Regions from separate parts of the Mus musculus genome. Here region 1 is linked to region 2. A link is a loop called in an ENCODE intact Hi-C map of the cell type or tissue named here. Cell type or tissue: gastrocnemius. All regions are shown on one strand. Each heading gives the region's core, and the rest is flanking DNA. Links, peaks and the distances in the headings are about the cores only. Region 1 overlaps Syne2 (spectrin repeat containing, nuclear envelope 2). Region 2 overlaps Syne2 (spectrin repeat containing, nuclear envelope 2).

Evidence for each region. Hi-C counts contacts between places; a loop is a spot of excess contacts. Peaks named below come from ENCODE experiments on the same cell type or tissue, not always from the same donor. Only the 100,000 strongest peaks of a DNase experiment are listed, where the experiment ranks them.
Region 1: it touches region 2 in a loop (2.2-fold over the local background); 2 of 42 quality-filtered maps call a loop at or near these places.

The regions. Positions count from the first base shown.
Region 1 is chr12:76,044,664-76,060,999 of GRCm38, reverse strand. It overlaps Syne2 (spectrin repeat containing, nuclear envelope 2), which reads right to left. Exons shown (of 116, transcript NM_001005510.2): 84 at 14,783-14,938; 85 at 12,347-12,499; 86 at 8,731-8,901; 87 at 8,143-8,273; 88 at 6,027-6,231; 89 at 4,058-4,237; 90 at 3,395-3,523; 91 at 1,414-1,568; 92 at 1,174-1,318; 93 at 755-849. Among named protein-coding and RNA genes, the nearest start is that of Esr2, 120 kb to the left of the region's middle. In gastrocnemius, for the core only: no CTCF peak of the experiment used is centred there; a DNase peak (open chromatin) is centred at 6,172.
Region 2 is chr12:75,926,558-75,942,893 of GRCm38, reverse strand. It overlaps Syne2 (spectrin repeat containing, nuclear envelope 2), which reads right to left. Exons shown (of 116, transcript NM_001005510.2): 26 at 16,320-16,336; 27 at 15,385-15,511; 28 at 13,479-13,636; 29 at 13,046-13,193; 30 at 11,745-12,328; 31 at 8,877-9,056; 32 at 8,271-8,421; 33 at 5,408-5,566; 34 at 4,093-4,254; 35 at 2,882-2,983; 36 at 1,503-1,703; 37 at 534-705; 38 at 1-51. Among named protein-coding and RNA genes, the nearest start is that of Mir5101, 26 kb to the right of the region's middle. In gastrocnemius, for the core only: no CTCF peak of the experiment used is centred there; no DNase peak of the experiment used is centred there.

The DNA of each region.
Region 1 (16,336 bases), core at 4,237-8,236, 120 kb before region 2:
AGAGGGAAAATGGTAGCAACTGGGACACTCAGAAACGTTTGAACAACTGGACCACCTCTGGATTCTGGCCATGTCAACGAGCTCCATGAGTGATTCAGTTGTGCTCAGCAGGCTAGCCTCAGGGCTAGCCTGCCTGCTGCTACCCACGGACTGCATTGGGAATGCCCAGGGAGACATTTCTCCTCTTGTGACTATGACACTGCTTCATGCTTGGGATAAGAGGACCTTACATCATATTTCAAACAACAAAACCTCATGCAGGAGAAAGCGGAGAGAAAAAGATAATACAGAAGAATCACTCAAAACTTAGTTAATGCACTTGGGGTGGGGGTGGCCCTTTTGAGAATCCTCCATGCTGCCGACTTCATCCACTTACAACAGGAAAAGGCATCATTACCACACTTATGACCATAAGGCACGACCCTGTCCTAAGGTAGGGCTGGAACCCTGTGAGGCTGCGGGGCACGGATGTTGGCAAGGTTTATGCATTGGCAGTTAGAAGGAACAGATCCTAGTACGCACCCTAAGATCTGTAGTTCACAATAACCTATGATGACTCTTAGGAAGAGCTCACAGGCTCCACACAAAGGCATAGATAAGAGACAACTACCCTGAGTGGTTAAAATTCATTTCAGCATTGTATCAATGGGGTAAAATGCTCCTCTGATCACACCCCGTGAACACACACAAAAGCTCTCGCATCAGAAGGCCTGTCGCACCAAGTGCTTTCGCTCCAGAACCCGTCTCGGCTTACCTCTTTTCTATTTCTGCTGTGTCCAGGAGTTGTAAGGACTGGGTCACATAAGCGTCAGCGACTGCCTGGTTTGTAGAGACTTCAGCTTCTAATATCTGTTTATGAACCAAAATATGAATTATCAGCTGATAGGTTTCGCTGTCAGGGATTGGGAACTTGCGCTCCTAGTAAGGCTCTCAGAGGGTCTGTGAAATTGATTAGTTCCCAAGTTATCGGGAGCCAACTGCAAACACATCCGACCATCTAGGAACATAATAGTAGGAAAACGACAGATCTAGCAACAGTAGCTATTCCTAAATGCCTGTGACCACTGATGACAGTTAAGGAAGACAGGCGCTCCTTGTGTTCCATTTGGATGTCTCTTTTCCCTGTGCCCTGCCTCGGGGACGTGGCTGAGGAGTGGCAGAGCACAGGTTTACCTCGTAGGTTTTCTGTTGCTCCAGTAGAGCAGGGAGGCTGTGGGCAACCTCCACTGAAAGTGATTCTTGGATCTTCTCCAGAACTTGGATCCATCTTTCACAGTAATGAAGGAACTTTTCATTCAACCCATTTCCCTGAAGTTCGCTATAAAGATTTGAAAACAAACAACACTGAGACTTGTAATAATGATCTTAATGCTACCTTTCCCCGAAGCGGCAGTAGAGAAAGGATGCCCTGACCTGTAGTGGTCCAGCGCTGTGGCCGTAGCCCGGATCCACTGCCGGTTCAAGCTTTGTAATGTTTTTATTGTTACGTCACTGAGGGGAAGCCTGAGGCTCTCTTCATTCAAACGTTCAATGTCAGGTGACTGGGCTGTCAGGGCCAGCACGTGGTTCTGTGAGGGGGAAAAAGTACAGATAAAATGTCTACGTGATGAACTGGCCTCCTTACATTAAAGATGAGCAGAAATAGGGCCCAGATAGGTAGTACAACTTGCATAGAGTCAAACAGCTAGTTAGAGTTGGAATTGGGCCTGAACCTAGATTTCTCAGTGGTGCTCCTATTTGGGGATACCAGCCTGTACATATGGAATGACAGCCCTCTGAACTGCCAACTTGGACAGGATTTAGCATCACCTAGGAGACACATCCTCAGGAATGTCTGTGAGGGTATCTTCAGAGATTTAACTAAGGAGGGAAGACCCATCTTCAATGTGGTGGTACCACATAGGCTCCATAGGCTATATAGGTACTCCCTATAGGTACTCCCTATAGGCTGGGAGGCACAGACTGAATAGAGAGAAGCAAGCCAGCTGAGTGCAAAAGTTGTCTCTCTGCTTCCTGACTGTGCTACAAGGTGTCAAGCTGCATCACCCTTCCTGCCATGATGGACTGAAGACCCTAAAACCACAAACCAAAATAGCCCTTTCTTTTTAAAACCTTATTATTATCATTATTGTGTGTGTGCATGCATGGTGTGGAGGGCAGAGGACACCTTAATAGGACTGCTACTCTCCTCCTTCCATCTTTACACGGGTTCTAGGAGCAGAGCCATCTTGCTGGTCTCCAAATCCTTCTTCAAGTTGCCTTTGCCAGAAACTTTGTCATAGCCACGAGAAAAGTAAGCACACAAGAGCAGAACCAAATCAGTACCGAGAAGCAGGAAGGGACGCTAAACTTTGTCTTTATGCAAGACCGAAAATGCATTGTGGTCTTTTTAAAGACCAAATCTGGGCCTTCAGGTCCTATATAGTATATAATCAGTCACTAACATGACCTTCAACAGGCTATTCAGCATACCTATACATCACATGACAATACCTATACATCACATGACAATCTCATCCTCAGTATGAGCCTAGCTAAGTGGGGTGCCTAACCCAGACTTAACCCAGCCTACCCATATTTTCCTCATGTATGAAATCCCCCAGGACAGCCTCTAGGTCAACGACAGGTCAACAGTATGTTAACTGAATGCCTTCCACAATACCCTGAATCTCCCCAACTCTGCTGTCATATTCTAGGGCAGGGTCAACGAACATTTTCTGCAGACAGTCAGCCCATCAGTGTCTTAGCTTTGTGGGCCACCTTGTCTGGAAAGCAACCGTCCAGCTCCGTTCCCTAAGCTAGAATCTCTTGTGGGTAATGCGTAAGTGGAAGGTTGGGCTTAAATAAAATTTTGTTTATAAAACTGAGTGGTGGTCGGGGATCTGGATAACACGCTATCATTTGCTCCTCGTGGGGGTCGTCATAAGTAGTGGTCTTTGGGAGCTTACCAGATCCAGAGTTCTTCAGTGGCTTCATTTTATGTTAATTATACAAAATTTACTAAGGTAATTAAAAAGAAAGAGTGCCCAATTTTAATTGAATATTTTCTATTTGATCTTTAAACTAACTGGAAAAAACCCAATTAATCACAACAGAGAATTCCTTGACTATTTGGGTGCACTCAAGTTAGTTCAAAGTGATTTCAAGATAAAAACATCTATGGACAGTACATGTATATTAATAACATAGGTATATTAATAACTTATTAGTAAGATAGAGTCCCACAATGTTCTGCGGTTTGAGACCTTAGGAAGATAGAACAGGGATAAAAGGGAAGTGAATGGCTGAACTCATAGGTAAGTAGTGTGTGGGCAGATTCATGCAGCAGTAATCAGCCTATGTTTTAGCCCCATGGAAAATTTAAGCCCTTAGGAAAGACACATATTGCCAATACCAGGAACAAGTCAGGAACTTCTTCTTTCTCTTCATGGTAAAGTTTATTCAGATTTTCTTCCTTGTGCACAATAAGGTCTTTTGAATATGCCAGCCGGTCTGTAAAATCCTTAAACTGTGCCAGAACAATCTATAAAGAGACATTTTCATTAGAAAAATTTCATGAGTGCCTAAGACAGAAGTAAGCATATTATGGGCTGCTGAAAGCTCAAGTTATTTTCTGCTCAACATCACCTCAGGGGTCTCTGTAGAGACCCTGGAATCTCATCCTGTGCCTTGGGGTCTTGTAGACCAGTTCCACACAGAGACGGGAGTACTCTGTTCTCTTAGTTCCCACACTACAGCTCGGGAGATGAAGGAAGACTCCAACGACAGCTGTGTTTCCAGCAGCCATACCTGTGTCTCAATTACTTTACTCTAAATCCAGATAACTGAGATCTGAACAGGGTACTAAGCATGCTCCTTGTTAAATTAACATGTTTGATAAAGAACAGATGGTGGCCTAAGAGCAGGCCCTTCCTTGCTCACTTGATTAAGCCAGACTCTGTTTGGGGTGACTTCCCTATGGTGCTGTCCAAACAGTAAAACTGCTTCACAGGATTCAAAAGACTGCGGGTGGCCTGGGCTGTCCACAGTTGCCACTGGATGGAAGGGCAAGACAAACCTCAAATTCATTTGATTTTGCCAGCAGCATCTTTTCTAAATAGGCAGCTGTCTGGAGGGAGTGCCGCTGTCCAGAATGGAGCCCAGGGGTGCTGCGCTCCTCAGGCTGTGGCAGCTGATCCGAGAGGGTAGAATTTTCCAGGAAGGCCTCTTTGGTCTTCTGCAGGTCACTCTGCAGCCCCTGGGGAAGGAGAAAGGAGAGCAAAGTGCTGACTTCTCCCCACCAGCCACCAACCCCTGCCACTGGGCTTCTGTAAACTGTTTTTGTTGTTGCTGTTACTGTTTATTTCAATTGGCTAAGAAAATTTAAGGTTTCTTAAAATGATGTATCCTACCAGTGCCACTCGGAGATTTGGCGGTTTAGCGCTGAACCTGTCATTGCCCAAAAGAATCTTGGCTTCCCTCATGCTTTGTGTTTCTAATTGTCTAACACCTGAGGGACGGAAGGGCAGGCTCTCAAGTCAAGTCATGGATCACTATAGGCTGTCCCTCGCCCCTGACCTTCCGATATAAACGGATTCATGTAGAGTCCGCAGCATCTCACTGGGCAAGCAGACCTCAGGGCACTCTAATTAAATCTGTCATTCACTTTTGATCTGACGTAGAGTGCTACAAGATATAAAACACATCTTGTTACCAAGTTTCATACTACAAAGTATTCGAGTTCTGGCTATTTCCTCCCAGTACTGGAAAAACACCGTAGCTGAAACTGTCCTGTTAATAAACTGTCTAAAATCACTGAATTCCCAGGAAAGCTGTACTCACGTGGCACCAAGGCCAGGATTACTAGTTTTGAGATATTTGAGGGTATGTGTGGCTATGAGCAGGTGTGTTTGAACCATACACTTTATTTACTTATATTTTGGATCGGAGTCTCTTCACTGGCCTAGGCTTACTGATTTGGTTAGGTGACTACCCAGTGAGCCCTGCTGTCTCCACGTCCACAGCACTGGGATTTCAATGGCCACGCTTAGCTTTTGACCTGGATGCTGAGGACTGAATCAGGTCCTCGTTCTTGCATAACAAGTACTTTGTTCACTGAGCCATCTCCCCAGTCCCCATCACCACCACTATATCACCATCATCACCAACATCAGCATCACCACCAGCACCACCATCATCACCATCACCATCACCATCAAGACTTCTTTTTGCTTCAAATTATGTATGTTGTGCTGGCTAGCATTCTAACGACTTGACATATTCTAGATTCATTTGAGTGAGTAAACCTCAACTGAGAAAAGTGTCCCCAGGACACTGGTCTGTGGGTAAGCCTGAAGACCATCTTCTTGATTAATGCTGGATGGGAGTGTGTGTGCCCAGCTCACTGCAGGTGGTGCCACCCCTTGGCTAGTCCTGAGTTACCTAAGTAAACAAGCCACCAAAAGCAAGCCAGTGAGCCATGCTCCTGCCTCGGGACTTGCCCTGCTTTGACTTCCTTTGATGATGGACCGTGAGCTCTCAACACTGGTGCCGAGGAATGAAGCAGGACCTCTAGGGAAGTAGTGCTCGTTCATAACTGCCGAGCCATCTCTCTAGCCCCACCCCACCCAGGATTACTTTTAAAGCAAGAGATTCTTACATGATGACCAGTAACTCCAACTCTAAGGGATCAGACACTTTCTGGCCTCTGTGAGCACCCACACACACATGTGCATACATACACGGACATATGTACATGTCTTACTTAAGGTTTCTATGGCTGTGATAAAGCCCCGTGACCAAGTGAGGCACTCGTGTGGCTTCTACTTGAGATTCTGTAGGAGGGTTTTGCTGATTGTAATGGCCACAACAGACCTGTAAACTTGGAAAGAGGTGGTAGCACACGTCTGCCACCTCGTTCTTCAAGCCCACGTGTCCCATCTCCCCTGTGTCCCGTCTGGTTATTTCTGTGTCCCTCCCTGGTCCCGGCTGTTTTACAGACTGTGGACGTGGCTTAGTTTTCTCCTTGGGCGGGGCCCTGCACCTACCTTTATGTCCTTCAGGGCCCGTGGCAGGATATCTGCCAGGTTGTCTCCAGACAGATTGGTGTTGGCAAGCTGTTGGAACTTTGCTTCCTGCTGCTGCAGCCAGGCTGCCGCTTCTGCGTGAGCATTGTGAGGAGCCTTCCAGAGCTGCAGCTGCCCTCGGGCCTCCTGCAACTGGTCTGCGAGGTCTTGGTTCACTTGGGTCCACCTGGCAGTGTGACAACAGAGCCCTCATTCCACCCTGTCCTTGAGCAAAACTATACACACGAGCTACCAGGAAGTTAAAAGTACAGAGATCTATTTTGATTGTTTTTTTCTGAGACAGAGACTCATTACATAACTCTGACTGTCCTGGAACTCAGTACGTAGACCAGGTTGGCAGCAAATTCACAAGAGATCCTCTTGCCTCTGCCTCACAAGTGCTGGGATTAAAGGCTTGCACCACCACACCTGGCTTTTAAATAGGCCTTATTTATATTGTTCTTGTATCAATAAATTTACTGTGCAAATATAAAAAAACAAAATATTATTTATTTTCAAGTTAAAATAAATGAAAAAATTCTATTTATAGAATTTTTGCTTTTTATTTACTCTTTTAAAACAAACAAAAAACCTTTTCCATGCCAAAAAAAAAAGCTGGGTGTGGTGGCGCACACCTTTAATCCCAGCATGCGGGAGGCAGAGGCAGGCGGATTTCTGAGTTCGAGGCCAGCCTGGTCTACAAAGTGAGTTCCAGGACAGCCAGGGCTACACAGAGAAACCCTGTCTCAAACAAACAAACAAACAAACAGAAAAAGCTAGACAGGCGTAGGTTCCTGACTGTAATCTTATCACTTGCTTAGGAGGTTGAGTCAGTAAGATCATCACAAATTTGAGGCTGGTTGGGACTACACAGTGACTTTTAGGCTAGCCAACAACTTAATGAAATTCTGGCTGAGGATGAGGAGAGAGGAGAAGGGGAAGGAAGAGGAGGGAGAAGGAAGAGGGAGGAGGAAGAGGGAGAAAGAAGAGGGGAGAGGAAGATGGAGAACGAGGAGGAGGATGAAGGGGAGGAAGAGGAGTGGAGAAGGAAGAGGGAGGAGGAAAAGGGAGGAGGGAGGACAAGGAGGAAGGACAGGGGGAGGAAGAGGAGGGAGAAGAGGGAAAATGAAGAGGGAGGAGGAAGAGGGAGGAAGAAGAGGGAAGAGGAAGATGGAGAACGAGGAGGAGGATGAAGGGGAGGAAGAGGAGGAAGGAGGAGGAGGGAGGAGGAAGAGGGAGAACGAGGAAGGAGAAGGGGAGAAAGAAAAGGGACAAAAAAGAGGGAGGAAGAATTGGGAGGAGGAGGGGAGAAAGAGAAGAGAGGATGAAGAAGGAGGACAAGGAGGGAGGGACAAACATTTTAAATGGCTGTACAGAACATTCTGCAGGTTAACTGTTGCACTTGCACGCACGGGGCTGGAGATGTAGCTCAGTGGTAGAACATTTGAGTAGCATGCTCTCAACTTGCAGCAACTCAAACAACAAACAGAAAACACCGACGAAAAGAGAGCTTGTATGTGCAGCAGCAACCTGAGTCCTTTAACAGCAACAGTTTCACCTATGCAGTGAGGGGCGCTGAAAGCCTCCTGTCAGTGAAGACTCAGCGGAGACCCGAGGACAGCCTGCCAGGGCGTGCAGTTTGCTGTCCTACGCTATACTGAACATTGGTTTTGCTTTTGAAGCACAGGGGTCTTCATGGAGAAGACTGGAAGGCAACCGACTTCTCTACATTGTCTCGGGCTTTGGGTCACTTTCCAAGAGATGTTTGACTACATCCATCCCACTATATCCTACGGACTCCCCATTCTACCGTGTTTCTGTTGCTGATTTGGGGTTCCCAGGACCAAGCCTGACTTTTTGAGGACACACTCTGGAAGAGGCTCCATTAGGGTATTTCTAGCTTGATTATTCCAGAAACTGTTGGAGTCACATGAACGCTCTCATGACACTGAGCCTTCCACAATGAACTACACCCTCTGAAGAAGAGCCGCAATAACCATGAAGCCATGTCACTGTGAAGGAGGGAGAAGCTTTTAGAAGATCTAAGCCTAAGGGTCAAGTGAGAGGGTCGATCTTTCAAATTGCATTCCGGGCGTACCTCGAATGAGCATCCTGGCATTTCTCTTCGATTATGCCAGCCATGGAGGGGCAGGAAGCTTTGAGTCTGCCAATGACCTCCTGCAGTTTCTCCCAGCTCCGTTCCCCGTTCTCAGCTTCATCCTGAAGGGCCTGAAGACACAGAAAAAGGTAAAAAGCAGGTGATTGGGCCATCCCAGCCTGGAAGGTAACAGCATCTTGGCCCTTGATGCTGCACATCCGTGACACAAAGATGCAGACCTTACAGGACAATGGCACACAACCAGGAACGGGAAGACGGCGACTGGCAAGACATTCCTTCCTCAAGCAGAACTTAGAAGTACTAAGTTGCCAAACATAGGACACTTGTCCACACACACAATTTCATAAACCAAGAAATGAAACATGCAAAGATTCAAGATACACTTAAAACTTCCTGTGGCTCCCGTGACCAACTTTAAAACCCCAAGACGTGCCTTCGATACCTCTAGTTAAAGCACCGCCCTTTGCTCCTCTGCCAAACAGTACAAAAGCACGTGTGCTTACTATAGCGCTTGCTTCAGCCTTTAACTTTTACCCACAATACCTTTGGCCACACTGGTTAACTTACCTCAAGGTTCTGCACCTGGCAGGCCAAGGCCTGCAACGATAAGACCGCAGGCTTGCTGTGCTCCATGGAATATGTGAGTTGGGTTGTCCTCATGGTGGCCTCATCATAGAGCTTGTCACAGGCCTTCCACTCCTGTAGTACTGATTGCACAGAAGCTCTGAGCTGGTGGACCTGCGGGGAAGCGGAAACCCTGACTCAGCGTTCTAAGACTGTCTCTCATTTTACTTCCTCCCGATGAGTCTATTACTGTATCCAATTTAGGCATTTCAACTTGAAAGCACTGGAGATCTCCACTAACGTCCTGAAGGTGCGAAGGCTAGGCTAAGGAGCATACAGATCTCAAGGAAAGCTGTTTTAACACGGACTAGTGGGAAATAGCCCCAAGATCATGAGGTTCATGATCGTCGGAGGGCAAGGTACCAGGCAAGAATGAGCATCTGAGCGCTGGGTTCAATCACTCTGCCTGCCTTCTGGCTTTGGGCAAATTATTTAACTCTGTCATCCGGTTTCTTTATCCACAAAGCAAATTGATTAATAAAACAGGCAAAACACACACACACACACACACACACACATATACTAATAGGGTTTGTGAAAAACCTTTACAACTGTCAAGTTCTGTAAGTGTAAGATGCTAAGATAGTGCCTGTGCTTAGGTGACTTCGCAAAGCCATCACAAGCTGGAGAGAAGCACGCAGGGCACTCCTGCTGGGCATGCATGAAGGGCAGGCATATTTTACCCACTAGCACATTTTGGTGACAGGAGTTGAGCATTTTACTACTTAGTGAGAACAATCAATGAAGCCACATGTGGGTGCGTGGCTGTAGTCTCAACTCTTGGAAGGCTGATGCAGGAGAGCATTTGCTGAGCTACTCCATGAATTCCAGGCCAGCATGAAGTATTTACGATATAAAGGGCCATGAGATGGCCTACCAGGTAAAAGTGCTTGCATGTAGTTCAGGCAGGCATGGGACATGGAATCTTCCTGACTCAGTCCTTACCTACCTCCCCCCATCCCCCAAGAGTGCTGGGCTCATAGGTATGCATCACCACACCCAGCTTTGATCCCAAAAGACACCATCGGTATGGTCAGAGGGGAAAGAGAAGGAATTCACTAAGGGAGCCTGAACAGAGTAGAAGAGTAGAAGGGAGAGGCAGGAAACCATGTAAATGTGAGAACTGGGCTCAGGTAGAGCTTTAGTGACCAAGCACTGTGATAGCAGAAGGTCAGCTTGTGTTCTCATTCCTATTTGCTAGACCAGAAAACAGGCTTGGGGGAGTGACCTGCCTGTGGGAAGAGATGGGAAAGTGTGGCCATCATTGCTGCCAGGCAGCAGCTGCTGGAATCACAACTGTGTGTCTTTGTGACCAGCTTCTCTTAGTGTGGGTTCTGGGGCTCAAACTTGGGTCCTCACGTTTGTCCCTCACCAACTGAGCTAGCTTCTCAGCCTACCTCCTGCATTTTAAAAACTGACATTTTACTGAGATAAAATTCATGCCTCATATAATTTACCTATTTAAAGATTAAAATCTTACAATTTTAGAACGCATTCTCTACTCCAAAAAGAAACATCATGTCCATTTAGAAGTCCCATCTACTCTTCCAGCTACAGATTCTGTCTCCAAAGTTTTGCTTGTACTCAGTATTTCATACAAATGGATTCAAACATGGTCTTTTTATGAGTACTTATCAGGTGTTAAAGTCCTTTGATACAGAATACATTACTGCTTTAGACAGCTGAATAATACCCCACAATAGAGATATACCTATCACATGTTACTAAGACATCCACAGTTGGATAGACAACAGGTTGCTACCATTTCGGGGTTATCATGGTTAGACGGCTATAAGCATTCACCACCTAGAGAATGGCAAGTCATGTCACGTCCATGTTTAACCTCAAGGAGCTGCCATGCACCTTCCTGATGCAGCCTCGCTTTAGCCCCCACCTGCAGCATATGGCTACACCCTTGCTGTAACACCGCCTGTCTTTAATGCACCATCTTCATGAGTATGACTGGCACTTCACTGTGGTTTTGATTTTTATTCCCCTCATAGCTATTGATGTGCTTATTGGCCATTCACACCATCTTCTGGGGAGAGACATCCATTCAAACAACCTCCCTATTTGCTCCTCCAATTCCTGCTCTGTAACCCGCCATTCTGTACACACAAGCCCCTCCCCAAAGATGCAGCTTGGATCCCACTGCTTTCAATTTCCCCCCACTCTGGTGGCAAGTCACTTAAACAAGCAAGGTTCAGATGAGTATGTGAGCCCCTCCCTGTCTCTCCCATCCTGTAGCCTTTGCACATATTTGCTTTGCTCTCCAGAAGAACAAAGTGCTCAATTCTGATGAAGCTCAGCTCTCTGCCCCCTCCTCTGGCTGCTTACGCGTCTAGTGTCCTCTCTAGGAAGACAGGTATAAACATTTATGTTGCCTTTCTTAATGGTCTGTAGTTTTAACTCTTATGTTTATGTCTGATTCATTTCAGGTTAGACTGTGGACGTGGCATCGAGTTATCGAGCATCATTCTTTTTCATGTTAATATCCGGGTGACCCAGTGTCATACCGTGAAGAAAAAAAAAAAAAAACCCTCCTTTTCTCTGTGAATGATAGTGCTATCTTTGTTGAAAATTCAACTGAAAATTTACTTCACTTTTGGACCCTTCCATTTACTTGTGTGTCTCTCTTATCATCTTGTTATCTGTATCATCTTAATTTAATCCCCATTCTATACTTTTATTACATCATAAATTCATTGCATCACTCTTATCTGTCCACGTGTATTTCCTGCATGGCTTGAGCTCCCTGAGGCACTGGTTCCATCATTGTCTGCTTTCTCTGACTCCTGGTCGTGAGCAGGGTAACTTAGACATGATTGACAAATGATTGTTGGAGCTCATCCGTTATTTCCCCAGAGTCAGGTGAGGCTGCAGGCTGCCTAGGGATTTCAGTCACACAGCCTGGTCTCAGTCCCCACTAGGAACACAGGTTGAAGGCAGATTTCAGTGACTTTTTAACTTCCGTGAGGATGCTGGAGGAAACGGCGGCAGCAAACACATGATCGCTGGCTAACTGTCAGAGCATCCTCCCTGGTGGGACATAAATGCCCTTGGCATGTCTCAGCTTTCTCTCCCAGTGCCCTCATTTGGGGGGGGGGCATCCTGCACACTCTTCTTCCCCTGTCTCTCTGGGGTTCCCCCAATGCTGACCCTGCTCCCAGCTCACGAGGGTATATGCTACAGACCCCTTACTCCCTGCTGCATCTCCCACAGGCGTGGGGGCTCTTTCCTAACTGCTGCTGTGGTGCTGACCTGGAAACAACACCAGATGCTCTGCTGCTCTGAGAGGAGGAGACATTTATGCTTGCCTGAGTGTGTTAGATAAAACAAAGATAGCCAAGCGGATTTCTTGCCTGCCGGGGCCACCGCTTTGCCTTCAGTTATTTAGGACATAAAATGAGACTTGAAATAATTTCTTTTCATTTCAGGATGCTTCCCAGTAGCTCTCCGGCTTTCTAAAATGGGGTAAATCTTCGTGATAAAAGAACAGACACAACAACAAATGAAAAGCTTTGTGAGGAGAAACAGCGGACTGAGGGATGCCTTGTACCTGGCTGGTCACGTTATTCTTCTTTTGAAACAGCTCAACAATTCCAGATGCCATGTCTTCTAACAATGGCACGTCTCCCCCATCCATTGTCAGAGAACTTTGTCTCAACTCGTCCAGAGCTTTAGATTTCAGGGCAAGCTGGTTTTCTATATCCTAGGTAGGCAAGACAAAAAACAAATGTATAATTCTACAGAACAATTAGTAGACAGGAGTTTATTCTTGAACAGGTGTCCTTGAACACTAATTGGAAGCTGGTGTATCTTTCTGTAAAATAAGTAAAAAAAATGCCATTGTAGCATACAGTTACACCAAGCACCACAGCGACAGCGTTTTAACCACAGTTTACTTTTTATAACTATGGAGATTTGTTGTCTCCTTCAACCTTCTAGTAATCACTCACAGAGGCTCATTTAACTAGAGTTCTAAAAGTACTTATTCACCAGTAAGTTGTCATATTTCCTCTACAGTGAAGGGAAAAAAAAATTAAAAGGACTACTTAACTATTAGAAATACCAACACACACACACACACACACACACTCATGCCAAATCAAACAATGATAGTGTATAGATAAGCTTGGTGTTACTAGAACATGATCCCGCCCACATAGCCAGCTGTTCTTTTTGTCCTTCTTCAACTAAGGTGGACTGGGCCCAGGGGTCCTACAGCCCCCCCCACCCCCCCACCCCCCCGCCACACTGGGGCCTTCCAGCACTTCCCACGCATGCCAGCTCCCATCTCACAGTAAGCATCTTCCTTTAAAGTCTGACTTGCAGCACAAAACCTGAACTGGAATGAAGAGACTTGCTGATTACATAGATCCATCAGAAGCCAACCTGCTTGCCTGTGAGGAACAGTGTTTAGTACTGTTTAAATATTTCAGTCTCAAGGCTGGAGAGACAGCTCTGATGTCAAGAGCATCTATCTACTGCTCTTGCAAAGGACCCCAGTTCAATTCTCAGCACCCAGGTGGAATGGCTCAAGGCCGCCTGTAACTCCAGCTCCAGGGGCATCGGCTGCCAATGGCCGCCTCAGGAGCTAGCATTCACCTAACTACAGACATAGATATCACAGACACACATAAATAAAATCATAAGATAAATCTTAAAAAAATTTCCCAGTTCCTCTGAAATGATTATAGACTCAGAGCTGTTAACTATGCTTGTTTACAATAGAATATCAAACTTCCTTAGGCGTCCCCAATTTTAGGCAACTACACATTTCTTTGGTAACTGTCCTTGCTTTTGGTGTTTATAACTATTATCTTACAATACCAAGTATTTCTACATCAGATAGTCTGGCATGGTCTGTCTGTCTGTCTGTGGATAGAAACCAAGGCTACCCAAGTAGAGTACTTAAACCATGCCCTTTAGCTCTTCTATTTGTAGAGTTACAGCTTGGTTGTGAGATGGAGGCGGGCAGGTAGCTAAAATGAACCCATGTCAAGCTTGTTTGGAGGGTAGGACCATCAGAAGGAAACATGCCACAAAGACTAGAGAGTCTGTGGAAGATTTGCTTAGTTTTGGCCTCTGTGCAACTCTTTGCAGCTTCCCGCAGCCGAATGCTGAGCCCTAGGTAGACACTAAGGTAAATCGGAGAGTGAGAGCTGGGACCAGAAGTGGCCGCAAGGAAGCCCCTCCTCCTTGCTGTTTTTGCTTTTCAACCAAGTGCTGTCTGCAAACTCAGGAGAATAGGATTTTGACCCCCACTAGCCCTAGCAGTGAGTAGTGTGATGCTTTCACAAAGAAGCAGTACATGTGCCCTCCGCAGCCATGGTGACAGGTGATGTACAACTGGGGCATGACCAACTCTGGCCCTGCTTATCAGTATGTCCACACGTTGGCAAGAGTTTCAAGGACTGCGTGACCCGGGCAATGAATAACACCCTTACACCCAAGTGTGACTTAGACCAGCTCCAAGGGACAAGTGGTCCTTCGAGAACACAGTACACAACAGGTGGCAGAAAATTATGTCCTTCAGGCCAAGTGCAGGATGCAACACTAAGAACAATGGAAACACCTGAGTAATGTCGCCAATGCTGTGCAAAGTAATTAAAAAAAAAATGCTTGGGGAAACTTGGAAGCAGAAGTCCCTGAAAATATTTCCGCTCCTTAGGGGTAATTTTCAAATCTCATAAAAGGGACAATGACCGAGAAAGAGCCTATGATTGAAAGATATCGCTTTACTATTATTTAAAACCCAGGATATTTGGCTAGTTTATATGAGAAGCTGAGTGCAGTTATGCACCACATGCATACTGGCATATCCGGTACTCCCCGGGTGTATAGTAGGCGACTCCATTCTAGGTTTGTGTAAGTACAGTCTGATGCAGAGTTCACTAACCATGAACCTCTCAGACTCAGCCTTGTTACGTCACGTGGTGGGCGTCACGTGCTACGTCATGTGGTGGGCAGGATGCTGCCTGCCCCTCCTTACCTGGCAGTCCAGTAACAGCTTCTCCATGGAGACGGCACTTTCGGGTTTTTGTAGCATCTTCAGCCTTTCTTCCTGTGCCTCCAACCAGCTGTTCAAATTCTGTACTTTGTTTTCATTCTCAGTGATACTTTCCAAAAGTTGTTCCAAATGTTGTATCTATACGTGATGGATAAAAAAAAATATTACAAAGAAAAACTTCTTGCTTTCATCTCTCTTCTTAAAAATGTGTGAACCATCTCCCACAGGCAAGAGCAGTTGAACGCTTGGTCTCCAGTTGGTGGCACTGTTTTAGACGACTTGGAAGGGATGGTCTTGCTGGAGGAAGTATGTTACTGGGAGCTGGCTTTGAGACTAGTCTGACTCTACTTCTAGTTTGCTCTCTCTGCTTTTAGCTGGTAAAGATGTGATCATCTTTCAGCTTCCTGCTCAGACCACCATGCCTTCCTGTCACGCCAGACTCTTAGCTCTCTGGGACAACACGCCCAAATAAATTCTTTCTTCTATTTGTTGGTTTGGACATGGTATTTTATCATGCAACAGAAAAGTAACTAATATAGAATGTAAATAGCATTATGCAGGTTTTCAATATTTATTTGGTTGATTTTCCTTGCTACGGGATTTGTATCCTTTTGAAATGAAAAGATAACTTGGGACTGGAGAGAAGATGGCTCAGCAGTTAAGAGCACTGGCTGTTCTTCCAGAGATTCTGAGTTCAATACCCAGCAACCACATGATGGCTCATAACCATCTATGATGCCCTTTTCTGACTGTATAAAGTACTCATATACATAAAATAAATAAATCTTAAAAAAAAGATAACTTGGCTTCTTCTAAATGTTTTAATATTTTAAATAACACTCATTTTGGAATAAAGATTTGTAAGTCAAAAATAAGCGTGCCTGGTGTGATGGCTCAGCGGATAAGAGCACTCTGACTACTCTTCTGAAGGTCCTGAGTTCAAATCCCAGCAACCACATGGTGGTTCACAACCACCCATAATGAGATCTGACATGCTCTTCTGGTGTGTCTGAAGACAGCTACGGTATACTTATGAATAATGATAAATAAAGCTTTGGGCTGGAGCAAGCAGGGTTGACAGAGTGAGCAGAGGTCCTAAAATTTCAATTCCCAACAACCACCTGAAGGCTCACAACCATCTGTACAGCTACAGTGTACTCATATACACAAAATAAATATATAAGTAAATCTTTTAAAAAAAGAAATAAGCTTTAAATTTTTCTCTATTAAAAACAAAAATTCTTTTTAGAAGGACTATCTATCCATTTTAGATAACTGCCTAAGAACTGGACTGTATGGTTAAGGGAGCCAATGAAATTTTGTATTCTTCAAATGTTCCCAATGTTTTCCAAAGAAATTTTAAGTCATTCCACCACTAGATGTGTATGAATGTGGTAGCTCCTGGTTTTATTTTGCTAAAACATTTCTAACTTACTAACTATATGCTCCATAGTGATTGTTTGGATATCTGAGGATAAAAATAGACATATTTCCATTTTTATCTATTAAAACTAGAACATTGAGAAATGTCCTGTT
Region 2 (16,336 bases), core at 5,580-9,579:
GAAGATTCGTTTTGACGTTGCTGAACCAGTCGTTAAAGTTCTTACACTGCTCTGTAGAAGAAAAGAAGAAAAATCCATGTATTCAGACAGTAATTCATATACTTCATACGAAAGAAACTAGGAACTTGTTTCCCACAGCAGTGGGCAAAGCTGTGACACGTTCTCAAACCCAGTCTGAGGTCCAGTGGAGTACAGAAAGCAATCTGGTGTAGTTTTTTGCACAAACACCCTTTTAAGCACACAGGACATCCAAAGACATCATCAGAGGCAACATGTTTGCAGACACACCCAAACTGACCACATGGCCCCAATGATCATGAAATAGAGATTTAAGGCTTGAAAAGGGGATATTACTTAAACCAGGCATTAACAGTGTTTCCCCCAAGGGAGTTATCCAAATATTATTCCTTTAAATACACTCTGTGCAAGCTATCTGGAGGTTGAGTTTAGATCAGCCTTTGGGCCCACAGTGCTATTTCCGTTTTCCTATTTCAAGATTGACAGAAACAAAGTTCGAGACCCATGATGCTCACCGTTCAGGAACGTGGCAAAGTGGTCCTGCAGCGCGTTCTTTTTGGTATTAAATAGATTGCTGACACTTGCGTACTGTCTTTTCAGTTCGGAGAGCTCTGGAGTGAGGCACCCTATTTGATTTTCCAGGACCGTCATACTGTGCTTCTGCTGAAAGATCTGCTGTTGGATTTCCTGCACACAGAATAAACCAGTCACAGCATCCTCAAACTGGCTTGCTTGCTTCCAAAGCTCATGAGCTCCTTGTTACATACATGTCTGTGTGTACATGTATGTACCGGTTTATACATACATGTGTGTGCCAGGGTGTGTGGAAGCCAGAGTCAACCTCAGATGTCTTCCTTAATTATTCTGCACATTATTATTATTATTATTATTATTATTATTATTATTATTATTAATTTATTTCTATCTAGATCACTGCACTTGTAGCTCATTATTGGCTAGGTTAGCTGGCCAGTGAGTCTCTTATCTCAGTTCCCCTGTACTAAGGTTACAATGTATAGCCAACTTATAGTACAATATGATTTACTTTTTACACATATTTATTTGATATGTGTGTGTTGATGCCATTGTGGGCATGTGGATGCATGCGGAATGTCATGTGGGTTCAAGGGATTGAACTCAAGCCATCAGGCTTGGGGCACTTGCTGTGCTGTCTCACTGGCCCACAATACCCACCCTCAGCTCCACCCCACCCCATCTTCACTAACTACACAAGGCCAAGATCCCCAAAAGTAAGTGTTAGAGAAATCTCAGCAATAGGGAGGAGCTCTTGCTGACATGAACTAGGTCTAATCACTTGCACCACCAATATATATTTTAAAGTAATTAATATATATATATATATATGTATATATATATATATATATATATATATATATATATATATATATATATAGAGAGAGAGAGAGAGAGAGAGAGAGTGTAAATATAGGTCCAAGCATAGGAGATGGGCAGCTGGGTGGTACCTCAAGCTTTGTGAAGATCTCCAGGCTATCAGAGGGAGACAAGGCATTCAGGAGGGACTCAGTCATCCCCATCTGGGTCTTGGCCTGGTCCAGATCCTCTCTCAGCTCAGCTGTGCTCCCACTGGGCGCATAGCTGTTGGATCCCCCTGCGACATGTGTTTTCACATCTTTCATCTTGCTCAGGACAGAGGACTCCATGACCTGAAATCACCAAATGCAGGACACAGCACATGCAGTAAGGAGCCTGTTGCAGCATACCTCAGGCAATGGCTACAGAACAAATTGACAGCTCTTTGTCTCAGAGTGAAAAGTTTCTTACCACATTGTTCTTAAAAGAAACAAGAACTAAGGCTGGGGGTAGTGGCGCACAACTTTGACCCCTACATTTGGGAGGCAGAGTTAGGCAGATCTCCAAGTCCAGCCTGGTCTCCAGAGGGAGCCCAAGGTCAGCGAGATGTACACAGAGAAACCTTGTCTCAAAACCGAACCAAACAAAACAAAAACCAACCAACCAACCAACCAACAACAAAAAGCAAAAAGGAACAAGAGCTACATGAAAAAAATAGAAATCGATACTTTTCTAAGAGAGTAATTGGAATCCTTCCGAAATACATTGCACCCAACATGCAAACCGAAATGTTATGGCACTCATGAGAGAAAACCTATTCCAAACACATGAGATTAAAAACGCATAGAGAAATGAGATTAAAAATGCATAGAGAACATTAATAGCTTTGTCTGGTTTCGAGACAGGATCTCACTAGTCTCCAGCTCTCGAACCCCTGCTCCAGCGCTGGGGTTCCAGGCATGCACCCCCTCACTGGCTAGCACTGATGACATTTTTATGTGTTCAGCAGGAGGTGTGAGCACTTGACATGCAGACTGAAGGAGACTAAGTAACTTGCCCAGGATCACAAAACTCGTTGGCTGTACAGATATGGTGCCATCCATGCGGCTTGCCTAAGAGCGTGTGCAGAAACACTACACTTCTTCAGCCACATGAAATGGAGATAAGTCTCGTCACACAACAGAAAGAAAAAAAAATCATCCTTGAGGCAATTTCAATGACCCTACTCAAGACACAGTCTCCTCCCTACATACACATAGGAAACCACTGTGACTTCGTGTGTAATGCCAGTCAGCATTTCTCCACACGGCAGGCATGTGAAGAAGTACGGGGAGAAAAAGACAAACGCATATTATCACGCCGAATGTGGTCCACACGCCTGCCTATACAGATTCTTAAAATTTCAATTGAGCACAAATAAGTACTCATTCTAATTTCACTTTCTATTTAAATTTAGAATGTGTGGACTATGGCTACCATTTTCAAAGGGACAGAGAATCTTCCATTGAGACCTGAATCCAACTTCCCATACCTGCAGTTCAAGTGGTTTCTCATTGCTCTGAAGCAACGACTGTATGTCAGCCACTCTTCTAGAAAATTCTGCACTTTGCTCTTCGAGTACTTTTAACTCTTCCTAAAACAGAAGGATTTTAAGAGAAATAGCTTTATATCATCTTACTTTTGGAGACCTACGGTTATTATTGCCAATGTACAGAAACTTGAAGGCGCCCTTGGATTTCTCCTAATCCTTTGTTTTCTATTGTTTGTCTGAAGAATAACAAACCCACCAAATGCCTTAGGGGTGAGGCAAAAGACAGCCAAGGGAAGAGTCTCCTCTCAAGACAATAGGTTAGAGTAAGGCTTGCGCCAAGAGGCTGCTTTCATGGCTGAAAAAGCCGGCCAATGTCTTGGCTATGTGTATACAAACTCTGAATGAGTGTGAACACCTTTGGAATCAGGCCCATAGGCTGGCTGTTTATAGTTCTTGCCTTCACATTTTCAAATAACCTATAATTTAAGGCGCATCTAAAAGACCCTTAGAGACGATCAATTTTGTACACACCCCAATTGTCCAGGAAACTGGAAATCAACCTCATATTTAAAAAAACTTTTCCTAACATGTAGAAAAATACATGAATTAAAATTTAAATAAAATGCAAGAAGTTGAGAGATAATGAGATTCGAAGCTTTAGATAAATACATACCCATATTTTTTAGACTATACTGACTCACGTTTCACTGCCAGTATTTAGATGTTTTCTGGTCTAGAAAGGCTTTGTGCAAATTAATGACATTAAATAAATAAGTAGCTAGAAAGAGTTCCCAACTGTGGCGCTGACGTGCGGAGCCTTAGTCATGCTAGAGAGGCATTGTACCTCTGAACTACACTCAGCTACAACAGAAACAATTCTTTCTACATCAAAGGAGGTAATGTAGACTCTTTCCCAATGCCAAACTGAGAGCACGGTTTTTTAAAAAAAATCAGCTTTCTTCTTGTTGGAACCCTTCCTCACATCCTGCATCCACACAGTCCTTGGTTGTCTGTGAATCCCAGAGGAACAGTACATGAAAATATTCGCCTGGATTTCACAGAGCAATCAATGGAGTTGAGAGCCCTTTCAGGGGAAAGTGAAAGAAATACATTGTTTCATTGCAATTATTCTGCCCTGATGCAAAAGGCAAAGGCAACATTAAGGTGACACCAGCCGGTAGCCAGGACCCTGTCTTCTCAGGGTGAGTTACCTTCAGCCTTCCTCTGTCCTCCTCAGTCAGCTCATGGGATTCTGCTTTCCCAAGGATCTGTTCAGTCCACTCATCGATGTTGTTTTTTATGATGAAAAGTTTGTCCCACAAGGCCAGCGCTCGGCCAAGATTTTCACCATATTCTTCTGTCTTCTCATTAATCTACAGCAGATTATAAATAGAAAATATGGACATGGGTGTGGAGAACATTGTTTCATTCTCTTGTTTTGAAATATTTTAATAAAAGCTAATTGTCTGATTCATCAACAAAAAAAATTACTTTCATATATCATGTTGCCCTATCTCTTAAAAAAAAATCTCAGCAGACTTGTTAGAGCATGTGTGTAATTCAAAGCAACTCTGAAAGATCACTGGAAGATCAAGCCCAGGCTATATTACATGAGGCCTTGTCTCAAGAAGGGCATGGTGGCACATGCTCTAATCCAGGCACTGAGGAGAATGAGGCAGGAGTCTCAGTGCAAGTCTGGGGCCATCCTGGGCTTCGTAGTAAGTTAAAACCTAGCCTGTGCTACATAGCAAGACCCTGTCTCAATAAACAAATGAACAAATGAATAAATAAATAGTTATCTGATTAATTAAAAATACAGATAACTCAGTTTGTGACTCACAAGAATATCAAATTAAACTACAAGTGCATCAAGTGTAGAGTTAAATATTAAGATCCTGAATGAAAGGCCATGTGGCTAATTTATTTTCAATATGTTAAATACAATTTTTAAAGATTTGCTTCTTTTTTTTTTTTTTTTTTTTTTTTTTTTGAGACAAAGACTCACTATGAAGTCTTGGCTGACCTGAAACTCTAAGTAGACCAAGCTGGCCTGGAACTCACAGAGATCAACATGCCTTTTGACCACAAGTGCTTGTATTAACAGCATACATCCTTGCCTGGTTATTTTTATTTTTTTGAGACAGGCTCTCATGAAGCTCAGACTGGCCTTCAATTCATTATCTTTATATTACTATTTCCCAAGTGCTGGAATTACAGGTGTACATTACCATGCCTGGCACATACACACACACTGAAGCTCAAGCAAGCACACACACACACACACATACACACCGCACAAACACAAAATCTGGAAGACTAAGGTCCCATTTCTTAGTAACGTCTAACTTTGAGATGTAATTAATTCCTAAGTTATTATACCACATTTTTTACAAAAAAGTAAAATATATTATTTATTATAAAGAATAACAGCTTAAAATTTCAGTATCATAAGAACACTAAAGATATTCTCTCTAAATATCAATTTGTAATGAAACATAATTTTTAGTTAATTAACTGGCCACATACATCAAGCCATCTGTCCACAATAGCATTAGCCTCTTTTTCAAAGGGGGGGTCTTCAAAGGTTTTCATTTTATTCAGATGATATTGTAGGTTTTTACAAATCTGATTTATCTTGTCTACAACTTCTAAATGGTCGCTGAATTCTTCTTTGACAGTTTCAATCTGTAAAGAAAAAAAAAGCAAAAGATATATATTCAAAACATATATAGAGAGAGGCAACTGGGAGAACAATTCTATTTTTTATTATTCAACCTCCCCCCAGAAATGACCGTAAGGGCCGGCAGAATGGGTTAGTGGAGTAAGGGTCATTGGTGCCAGGCCTCACAGCCTTGGGCTTAATCTCCAGGACTCCATGGAGAGGACAAATGACTGCCCTTCCACAAGTTATCCTACGCGCATGCTCTGTGACATCCGTGTCCTCTCTCTCTCTAGGTAAATAAATGTAAAACAAACAAAAGAGATCACAACGCTACGGTAACTGTTCTGCTTTCCCAATGGAAAATTGTTAGAATGCAATTACTTTATTGATAATCTTTACTCAGTTTTCCTCCTGCCCTGCATTATGAAACCTGTATCTATTTTTAAATTCTTGTTTCAGGGGTTTGGTACTGGAGTCAAACCCAAAGTCCCATGCATACCATGCTCAACCTTCATGCCACACTCGGTTACTTTTGGACAGTCTCATTATATACTTCAGGTTGGGCTTGAACTCATGATTGTCCTGGCGATTTTATCACTGGAGAAACTGAGTAAAGGGCGTGACGGGGCACTTCATTATGACATGTGACTACATGTGACTACATGTGAATGAAGATTTATCTCAATCTAAGAAGCTTAAATCTGGAAATTAAAAACCGGGCATAGTAGTCCGTGTTTAAATGCCAGCATTCGGGAGCCTGAGGCATGAGGATTGGCAAGTTCAAGTCTGAGCCTTACCCAGAAGGAAGTGACCGTCCTTGTGAGACTCTGCTGACTGACAAAGGGAGATCTTATCCCTTGGAGTTGCTTGCTGGCTAGCTACCTCTAAGACCTAAGGGAACCATTGGAAATTAGGACAGACTCCGTCTAGGTCTCAAGACCAGTGAATCTCAGAGCTACTGGATAGAACTAGGAAAACCATCTGTAATGCCAGCTAATGGTCTGCTTCATGACCACATACTATCTGTAATGCCAGCTAATGGCCTGCTTCATGACCACATACTATCTGTAATGCCAGGTAATGGCCTGCTTCATGATCTTGGTGGCCTCCTTCAATTAAGTTTGATATGAAATCAGCCACACAGTCACCATCGTACAACTAATGTCACACAGCAGGTTGCTTTAGCATAGTCAGTCAGCTCTGCGAAAATGGGTCTCAGACAAGAGCCATGACTGACAGTCTTGGTGTCACTGAAGCACAGGGGTTAATGGTTCTAAGACTAAGTTTCCCATAAGAATCTGGTTGATTGGAGATAGAGAAATGGCTCAGTGGTTCAGAGCATAGACTGCTTCTGCAGAGGACTGGGGTTCAGTTCCCAGCATGCACATGATGGCTCACAACCATTCAGTTCCAGGGAGCCGGTGCCTTCTGACCTTGGTGGGCACCAGGCATGCATGTGGCACACACATATTCATACAGACAAAACATCCACACACATGAAATAAAAACATCTGTACACTTTTAAAATAAAACAAAAATTTAAAAAGCTAATCTGGTTGATGATACTTCTATTGGGTTACTCTCAAGAAATAGGAAGTTTAGGGTGTTGGAGAGATGGCTCAGCTATCAGGACCTTGGTTCAAGTCCCAGCACCCACATGGGGACTCACAACTGCTTGTAACTCTAGGTCCACGGGATCTAATGCCCTCTTCTAGCCTCTACGGCAGTGGTTTTCAACCTTCTTAATGCTGTAAGCATTTAGTACAGTTCCTCATGTTGTGACGATCCCCAACTCTAAAATCACTTTTGTTGCTACTTCATAACTGTAATTTTGCTACTGCTATGAATCACAATGTGAATATCTGTGTTTTCTGGTGGTCTTAGGTGAGCCCTGATAAAGGACTGTTCAATCTGCCCCCAGCCCCTCCCCCACAGGGGGTAGTGACTCACAGGGTGAGACCCACTGCTTCATAGGCACTAGGTATACAAGTGACAGACAGACATGCAGGCAAAACACCCATGCACACAAAATTAACTCATTAATTGAAAATCGATTTAAAAAGAATAAGAAATTTAATGAAACTATTTACTAATAATCAAATGCATCAAGAGGGCTCCTCGTCATAGATGCTTATGACAGTTTGACATCCCTGTAGCTTAAATCTCATGAGCCAGTGGGAAAGGCATCATTGTAATGTACAGTCATAGAGTAAATAGTGTGATGTATTCCTGTCTAAGCATGTAAATTCATAGAAAATAATGACATCTAGTGTCCAAAAGATGTTGTTCTCCTTAGCATATAGAGCTGGGACTAGTGAAGCCATCAACACAGCTAGCCAACTGGTGGATTTGGCTGGCACATCATTGTAGGAAAGAAATACTGGCATTGTAATGTCCTCCTTGTCTGTAAGCAGCAGAGAGAGATTCCCTACCATCTCATCTCACAGGCCTGCACGAGGGCCCACATTCCCTTTCAGTTAAAGCCCTGGGGCAAGGCTGCAACCCACAGTCTTATAGCTAAGGTTCTATGTCCCAAACCAAAGTAAGTCAGTACCAGCTTGGAAACTGATTTCTTTCTGACTCTGGTGATAGATCTGATAAATTCCTAAGTATTTGGTAAAATAGTCACCACTAAATTCTTTGAAACCAAGTTCCAAAGATGATTTCTTTTATAAGCTCATCAGCCACATCACCACACCGGACAGCTCTTTTGAAAGGAAGGCTCACCTCGGCTATCTTCTTCTTCAGGTTGTCCTTTCCCATGTAGGAAGCTTGCTGGGAGATGATGCCCTCTTCCTTCTGAATCAAAGCTGTCAAGTTGTTTTTAATATTCTGATATTGTCGTAAGAGCTCCAGAGCACTTCCACACTGTTCAAGGCTATGTAGAAGGACAGGAAGGAAACAGTCTGAAATAACACTGTGTATGCTGTAACACCTACTCATACGTCACAAAAGGACTTTCCCTCTCCCCGTGGCTTGATCACATTACCAATAATGATGATGTAGCAAATAGACTGTACAAATAAATAATCACCAGATTCATACCTTTATTAATTGTGTGAATATGTTAACACATGTTAGCTCTGGAGAGGCATACAGGATTATATGTTAACACGTGTAAGCTCTGGAGAGACATATAAGATTACATGTTGTCAAAAACAACACAAGGGTGACCCTGTGATTGGAACTCAAGTCTAAGAAGTCCTTGAGAGGTTCCATGTACTGTCTTCTCTCAAGAACATGTAAGCTCTGCAGAGATAGACAGTACAAAAACTTCAGAATGTTAGCCACACAGACACACTCTCAGATTGAGACGGGATTTTTTTCTCCTACCTCTCTGTGACAGAAGCTTTCGTACTCTCCCACAAGGCTGCTGTGTCTTCACACTGTTGAATCACGTTTTTCTCACTGCCATCCTTGAATCGTGGGAGAGAGCCAGCTATTTTTTGTATGCGCACCTTTTCTTCTTCCAATCCATCTAGGTCCTTATCCAGCCTGAGTAATGACTTTTTCCTAGAGTATGGAATTTTAAAAAAGGTGTATTAGCCAACTGTTAACCCAGTTGACTCAACAAAACATGGGGAATGTCAAGAGAGTGCTTTCATTTGTCCTCGTGAGATTAATGACAAAATTAAACACTTCTACTACAAAGGAATTCCTGGATAATAAGTACAGGAATGCTTTCCTGCATCACAGAGACCAGAGGGCTTTGTGCATTACCAGAATGCTACTTGGCATTTTAGTGAACATATATATGTATATATATTTGAGAGAAACACACACACAGAGAAAGAGAGAGAGAGACAGAGACAGAGACAAACAGACAGACAGCGAGAGAGGGGGGTATGATATAAATAGATAGATGATTAAACAAAGCAAGGGTGAGAGCCAAGGAGGAAGGAAAGAGTGGGACATCATATACATCATATACAAAAAGCTCTCCCAATTCAAAAAGGAGTCATTCAACTAATGGTTTCTCCTGCAAACCAACCTTGAAGTCCCATCACCTGAAGATAAGCTGCAAGAGCTCAGGCCCCACCTCCTTGCCTCCAACTGGCCCTGGAACCACCCTCATGGTCTTTCCTCTGCTGCTCCTTCACCTAACTGCAAATGAGATCCCCACACCCTCCCACTGTCTACGTCTTCATCCTGTGCATATTTGCCCATGTGTAGCATCTTAATTCTTCTCCTTTCCTTCCTCCGAGGTTCACAAAGAGTGAGCTGAGTTTATCCAGAGAGGTTTCTGGCTGATTCACCAGAGAAAGGAGCAGCAGCAGAAATTCTTCTCACGTATCCCCTGCTGTTTTATGATAAGGGACTGAACAGTTTCTGGCTTCAGAGGAACTCAGACAGACAGGCCGCTTCCTCAGCAAGTGGCTTAAACTTAAGGCAGGTAAACGTTTTATTATTATACAGCAACCCCAAATATCTCATAAGACCAAATCTTAACCCTACCAACGTTCTTCCCCCTCCTCTGCCTCAAGGAGAACCAAGAACAGGAAAGAAGAACCTCTGGGGCTGGCCCTCAGCAGAGAACCAGATAAGGTTTAAACCAGGTCGCTTTCTGTTGCTTAGAACCCTCAAATGACATCAGGTCACTCAGAGAAAGCCAGTATGAGTTATGCCCCGTCCCTGCTGTGACACCACATCCCTCGGTGCTGTCCTTTATCACCTCCTTTGAGATCATACTTGGGTTTGTAACTGCTGATCCCTCACCCAGAAGGCTCTTCCTCATGGTGATCATGAGGCTTGCTCTTGGATCTCATTTGATGCGCACAGCATGTCCACAGTGATGCTGCCCCTGGTCACTCACCCAGCCATCCCAACCTCTCCCTCTTCTTTCTCAGGATTCTCATCATCAGTCACACTACATACCTTAGCCCTCCCAGGGTAAGCTAAGCTCTAGAAAAGCCAAGAACTTTCTGTCTATTTTGTTAACTGTGGAATTCCCAATACTCAAAACTGTGTCTAGCACAAAACACATATTTGTCCTATTTGTAGCTACACAAATACACGATTTTCATTTATCAACAATTAATTCATACATTAATATCCATTAATTTTTTGGTGAACATATAATTAAAATTTATTGAAGTAATAACCACATAAATGATTAGCTCCATAGCTCATCACAGACTCTAAGGCTCTCTGAGGATGGAAGCCTCATTGGGCCTGAGCTGAAATTTTGGAAGGGCATATTTAAATATACTAAGGGACTTGGGTCAGCTAAATCCCTAAAGAGACCACCAAGCCAGAGGAGCTACAGTCATAAGACAATGGGAAAGGTCTGGAAAGAAGAGTTAGACTCTACACGAGCAACTCCTGCTAATACCTCAGCATGCATGAGCTGGCGGCCATATTCGGAATGCTGAATACTGCCAACCTCATTCAGTTTCCACTGTGCCTCTTTAAACTCAGCAGAACTCTAATCCTGTTGGGAAGGCCAGAGATGACCAAAGAACTAAGAAAGTCCAGGGACAGGGAGATGGCAGATGGCCTTCTATTGCTGTTCCTGTCACTTTGGGATGGCTGATATTGTCAACGTGACAGGATCAAGAATTGCCTCACACTTGCATGGGTGACTAGAATAAATGAGACATGAGGACCCACACCAGCTGTAGGGACCATCATTTCGAGAGCTGGAACTGGATCTGGTTCCTGGACTAGATCAAAAGGAGACATTGAGATGACCACTAATACCCATGGGTCTCTGCTTCCTGACTGTGCTTGGCTGCTGCCTTGAGCAGCCAAGGTCGGGATTTCCCCTCATGACCTAGCTAACTCCCAAACAGCAAGCCAATAATGCTTTCTCTGTGCAGCCCCTTCTGTCCATATTTTATCACAAGAATGGGAAAATGTAACTGAGACAAGCAACTGAGGCAAATATGAACTCTGTGAGACCGGCTAGGCTCACTCTTAAGGGAACACCACAGTGCATGCAAAGATCGCAGGTCCTTGAAAATAGCACATGTCCTTTTCCCCGTGTCTCACTCCACTGTCCCGTGTCCATGATACATGACAGAGGAAAATATGAACATTTGTAGAGGAACCTTATCAATAAAAAGTAAATCTGTATGAAAGTCTGTTGGAAGGCATGCTGAACAGGAATAGTTAGAGGGATGAGATGGAAACAGAAGACCCAGAAGGGTTGAAACGGCAGCGAGTGTCACCGTGGATGACAGAGAACAACCCCTTTCTTACCGATGCTTCACGGCTGGAGCAGTAGGATCCTTAAGACCAATTTTACTGATCTGATTCTGGAGGTCTTGAATGTTTTTAAAGAGCTCGAGATTTTTGGAACTACAAGCTTCCAGTAACTTCTTGTCCTCAGGAGGTCCTTCCTCTTTACTCTGGCCATCCATGGCCACTAAGTTTACTGACAATGCACCGACCAGTCTTTCACAGGTGGTATTCTCCCCTCCCTCGGCATCCTTAATGTTTATGCCAAGTGTCCTCAGGCGTTCATCCAAAGGCCCGGCCTTCTCTTTCATCAGGAGAATGTCTTCACTCAGCACTTCTGGTGCTTTCGGGGCAGGACGGTCTGCAGGGAGCTCAGCAGAGAGCTTAGCTGCTCTCAGAGATGCCAAAAACCCTTCCAGAGCATCCAGGGCATCCTCCCTCATCTCTACCTTCTGGTTCATGGTCTCCAGCTGGAGTCTGCACTTCAGCACAATGTCCTGGATCGCACACTGATCTAGTGTGTGTAACTCCCTTGGTACAGAGTTACTCGGCTCCTCCAAACTGGTACAGACTCTGATCTGCTTTGCGATGGAATCTCGGATATCCTAAAGCAAAAGAAGACAAAATGAAACCAAAAAACAAACAGTGAGAAGGAGAAGCCCTGTATGCACCATGCACACGCATGAGCACCTGTGCACATGGTCATGTGTTCTCTCTCTCTCACTCGCCCTCTCTCTCTTGCATACATGCAGGAAAACCTGAGAGTGCCGACCATGAGCTACAAAAATGTTTCTGAGTTGAACCAAAGCTGACTGTTTAAGAATCAGCAAACATTTTAATGGCAAATGATGCCAGCTGTTTCTTTACCTGACACCTTCCTCATGCTTGAATTCCATAAGGAAAACAAACATGCGGGTCTACTACTGCAAAGAAAATAATTTCAGGCCAACAGCAATGGGCTCTGCCTGACAACGATGGCAGGGTGTTTAAATGGGATCCGGGATGAAGAATCAACTGAAGACTATGCCAGCCTCAGCCTGAGTCAACTACAATGTTTAGAAATTCAGTCACTAAAGACATTCATAAGAAAGGCTTTATTTCAAATTGAAATAAAATATCCCTCTACTCACTCCTCAGTACCTACCTCTAAATTTCAAGGGATAGAAGAAAGGAGACATGAATAACAAGTCTAAATCACTAAGGAATCTATATCAGTTTATATTCTAAACCTACTCTATCTATGATTAAAAAATGTTTTAAAATCTTTTGAACATCTCTGAAGAATTGAAGGTCTTTTAAATATGGTATGAGAATTTATTCACCCGCAGGTTCTGATAGACACCATCAATCTCAACAGGATGCAGGTCCTGGACAGCCACTGTGCAGAGGGGCAGGTCAGAGGCACACAGGAGAGAACACTCCTTCTCCAGAGGAAGTACTATCTGCAGCGCCATCTCCAGTGACTCCATTCTGGGGTAAACGCAAACCAGAGGTGATGCAAAGATGGTAAGAGCTATCCTATAAAAACATGCTACCCCCTCTCCCCCAGCCTTAAGCCAAGGAAATGGCTACCCAGTAAAATATATATATATATATAGTGACATGTACAAACCATGGCATTAAAACCTAAACCCACGGATCTAAAGTGGGCTGTGATAACTACCTAAGATATTTCAGTGTAGTGACAGTCTTGCTTAAGATAACTTACACACTGAGCCATGCACCAAGCCCTTGGTTTGCCAACCTGAGGTGTACCTGGTGTTAAGAAGCCCGTGAAGAACCTGTTCATTCCCCTTTAATAAGTCTCTCTCCTGGTTAAGCACAGGCTTCTCCGCGTCGCTCATCAGTCTTCTTAAATTCAGTGAAGTGATTTCAAACTTCTCCCAGTGAGCATCAGTGTCAGCCAGTAAGACCTAAGTGAAATAAAGGAGGCACTGTCTCAAGTCACGGGTCAAAGGCTCAGTTACCCTTCTCTCACAAAACCAGACACTTGCCAGCCTATCCGAGCCTAGAGGGATAGGACCTATCCTATAGGGAACAATGGCAAATAGCTCTCACTCAGAGACCAGCAAGAAACAGACAGGGTACCTATGACCAAGTCTATTCCTACAGGACTCACTGGAGGAAGGAGAGACCCAGCTCACACAAATTGTCCTCTGACCACCACATGAATGCTGACATGCAAAACCTAAACACTCACATGATTAAGTGAAATGCAATTTAAAGGAGGAGGAGAAGGAAGAAAGAACACAGCAGCAACAGCAGCAGCAGCAGCAGCAGCAACAGCAGCAGCAGCAGCAGCAGCAGCAGCAGCAGCAGCAGCAGCAGCAGCAGCAGCAGCAGCAACAGCAGCAGCAGCAGCCTCATTCAATGAGATTAAACCAGCTGATGATACAGCTTTAAAAGGTTTCCAAAATCACTCGCCACCCCCCCACACACACACACACAAACCCCTCAAATACAGGAGCTGAAGAGATGCCTCAGTTGGTGAACTGCCTACCATACAAGCATGAGGAGCTATGTTTGATCCCACCACACAGGTAAAAAGCTAAGCACGGGGGTGCATGCTTGCTATCTCAACACTGGCAGGCAGAGACAAGAGGATTTTCGGGAGGAGTTTCTAGATGCTCCAGAGAGAAGCCCTGTCTCAAAAAGTAGGTGGAAAGTATTAGAGAAGACTCCCAATGCTGGCCTCTGACCTCCATATGCATGGGCAAGCACATGTACATACATGAACACACACACATATGTACACAACAGGCACAAACACACAAATGAAGTAACAACCACTCTACTTTTAGTACTAAATTGTTACATTCTTAACTCAAAGGAAACTTGGAATGAGAGAGTGCCAGAAGAGTTCGATGTCAGATCTCTTGGAGCAGGAATTACAGAAGGAAATGAGCCCCCTGACCCGGACACTGAGAATGGAACTTGCACCCTCTCTAAGAGCAGTGCGTGCTCATGACCCCTGAGCTCTCTCTCTCCAGCCCTCTTTCAAAGGCTCCTTTAAGAACGATCAACAGGCTCACTTGTTCTTCACTTTTCTGGAGACAGATGTACATTTCCAACCAGCTCATTATATATACAATGTCTTAACCATGTTATAAACATGCTTAATCCATCAAAGATCTGATGGGTTTGGTCCACTCCACTGAAAGAGAAGCTAGATGGCAGGTGTGGCTGGGAGTTGCCTAATAAAAGAAGGAAACCAGGTAAGGTGGGAGGACACTATAGGAAGTGGGAGGATCCTGCAGGAAATGGGAGGTCCCTGCAGGGAGTGGGAGGTCCCTGCAGGGAGTGGGAGGTCCCTGAAGGAAGTAGAAGAACACTACAGGAAGTGGGAGGTTCCTGCAGAAAGTAGGAGGACTCTGCAGGAAGTGGGAGGACCTTACAGGAAGTGGGAGGTCCCTGCAGGAAGTGGGAGGACCCTGCAGGAGATGGGAGGACACTGAAGATTAGACCACAAGGCAATAAATGAAAACCCCGAACCAAAGTCTGTCCTGGCTTTTGTATGTGAAAGCAAATCCAGGCAGAGGAACATGAGAAATGCCATCTAACAAAGAGACATCTTACACATGTGACCTCCACAAAACTGCCGCAGCTCTCTCTATTCAAGGGGTGTAGTCTGCTACAGTGAGGACTGATGCTCAGAGGTTACCTGCAGTTCTGCCAGTTTACTCTGCAGGCAGGCGCTGCTCCTCTCCTGCTCACTGGCAAAGTCAGACGTCACCCTGGATTTGCTGTCTTGCAGGTGTTGCTCAAGAAGCCCCCTTTGTGTGTCATACCTGGGAGAAATTTAAATGCAACATGACTTAGTATGGGGAAGGAGTAGAGAGGACAGGGCAAAGAATAATGAAATGTGTATGTATGCATTTATGTGGAATGACATGGTGAAACCCATTTCTTGTTTGTTAAACAAAAAATAAATAAATAAATTGATAACACTAAAATTTAAAATTTTTAAAACTTAATTTTAAAATAAGATAGAAGTACTTTTAAATTACTTAGTTGTGCATACAGAAATGCCCAAGGAATTTCTGCTTAAATTAGAGCCACATGCCAAAACTATAACTAAAGAATAATACAAGTCTTAAAAATGCATAACATGGACAGGTCAGATGGCTCAGTGGCACATGCTTTCAAGCCTGAGGACTTGACTTTGATTCCCAGGACCCATGTGACAGAAGGACTCCTATAAACTGTCCTCTGTTTCCACACACCTGCACCCACCAATGCACCCTCATCACAAATGAATAAACAAACCTTAGTAAAAGGCAGGGGTATCAAGATGGCTTAGTGGTTAAAGGGACCTGCCACCAAGCCCACATGCACACATGCATCCACAAAAAAGTGTGCATGTGTGTATATATACATGCATATTGTGTGTATACATATACATCATATATATAAATGTACATATCTCATATTATGTATATATCACATATATAAATGTTATACCACACACAATATGTATATTACACATATATGATATATCACATATGTTATGTATGATATATGCATGTATGTGTATAGATCACATGCTGCCACTGGTAAAAGATTTTCAGTGGTCCTCACTGTTGAAAAGGACATTACCTCTCCTGTAAGTCACT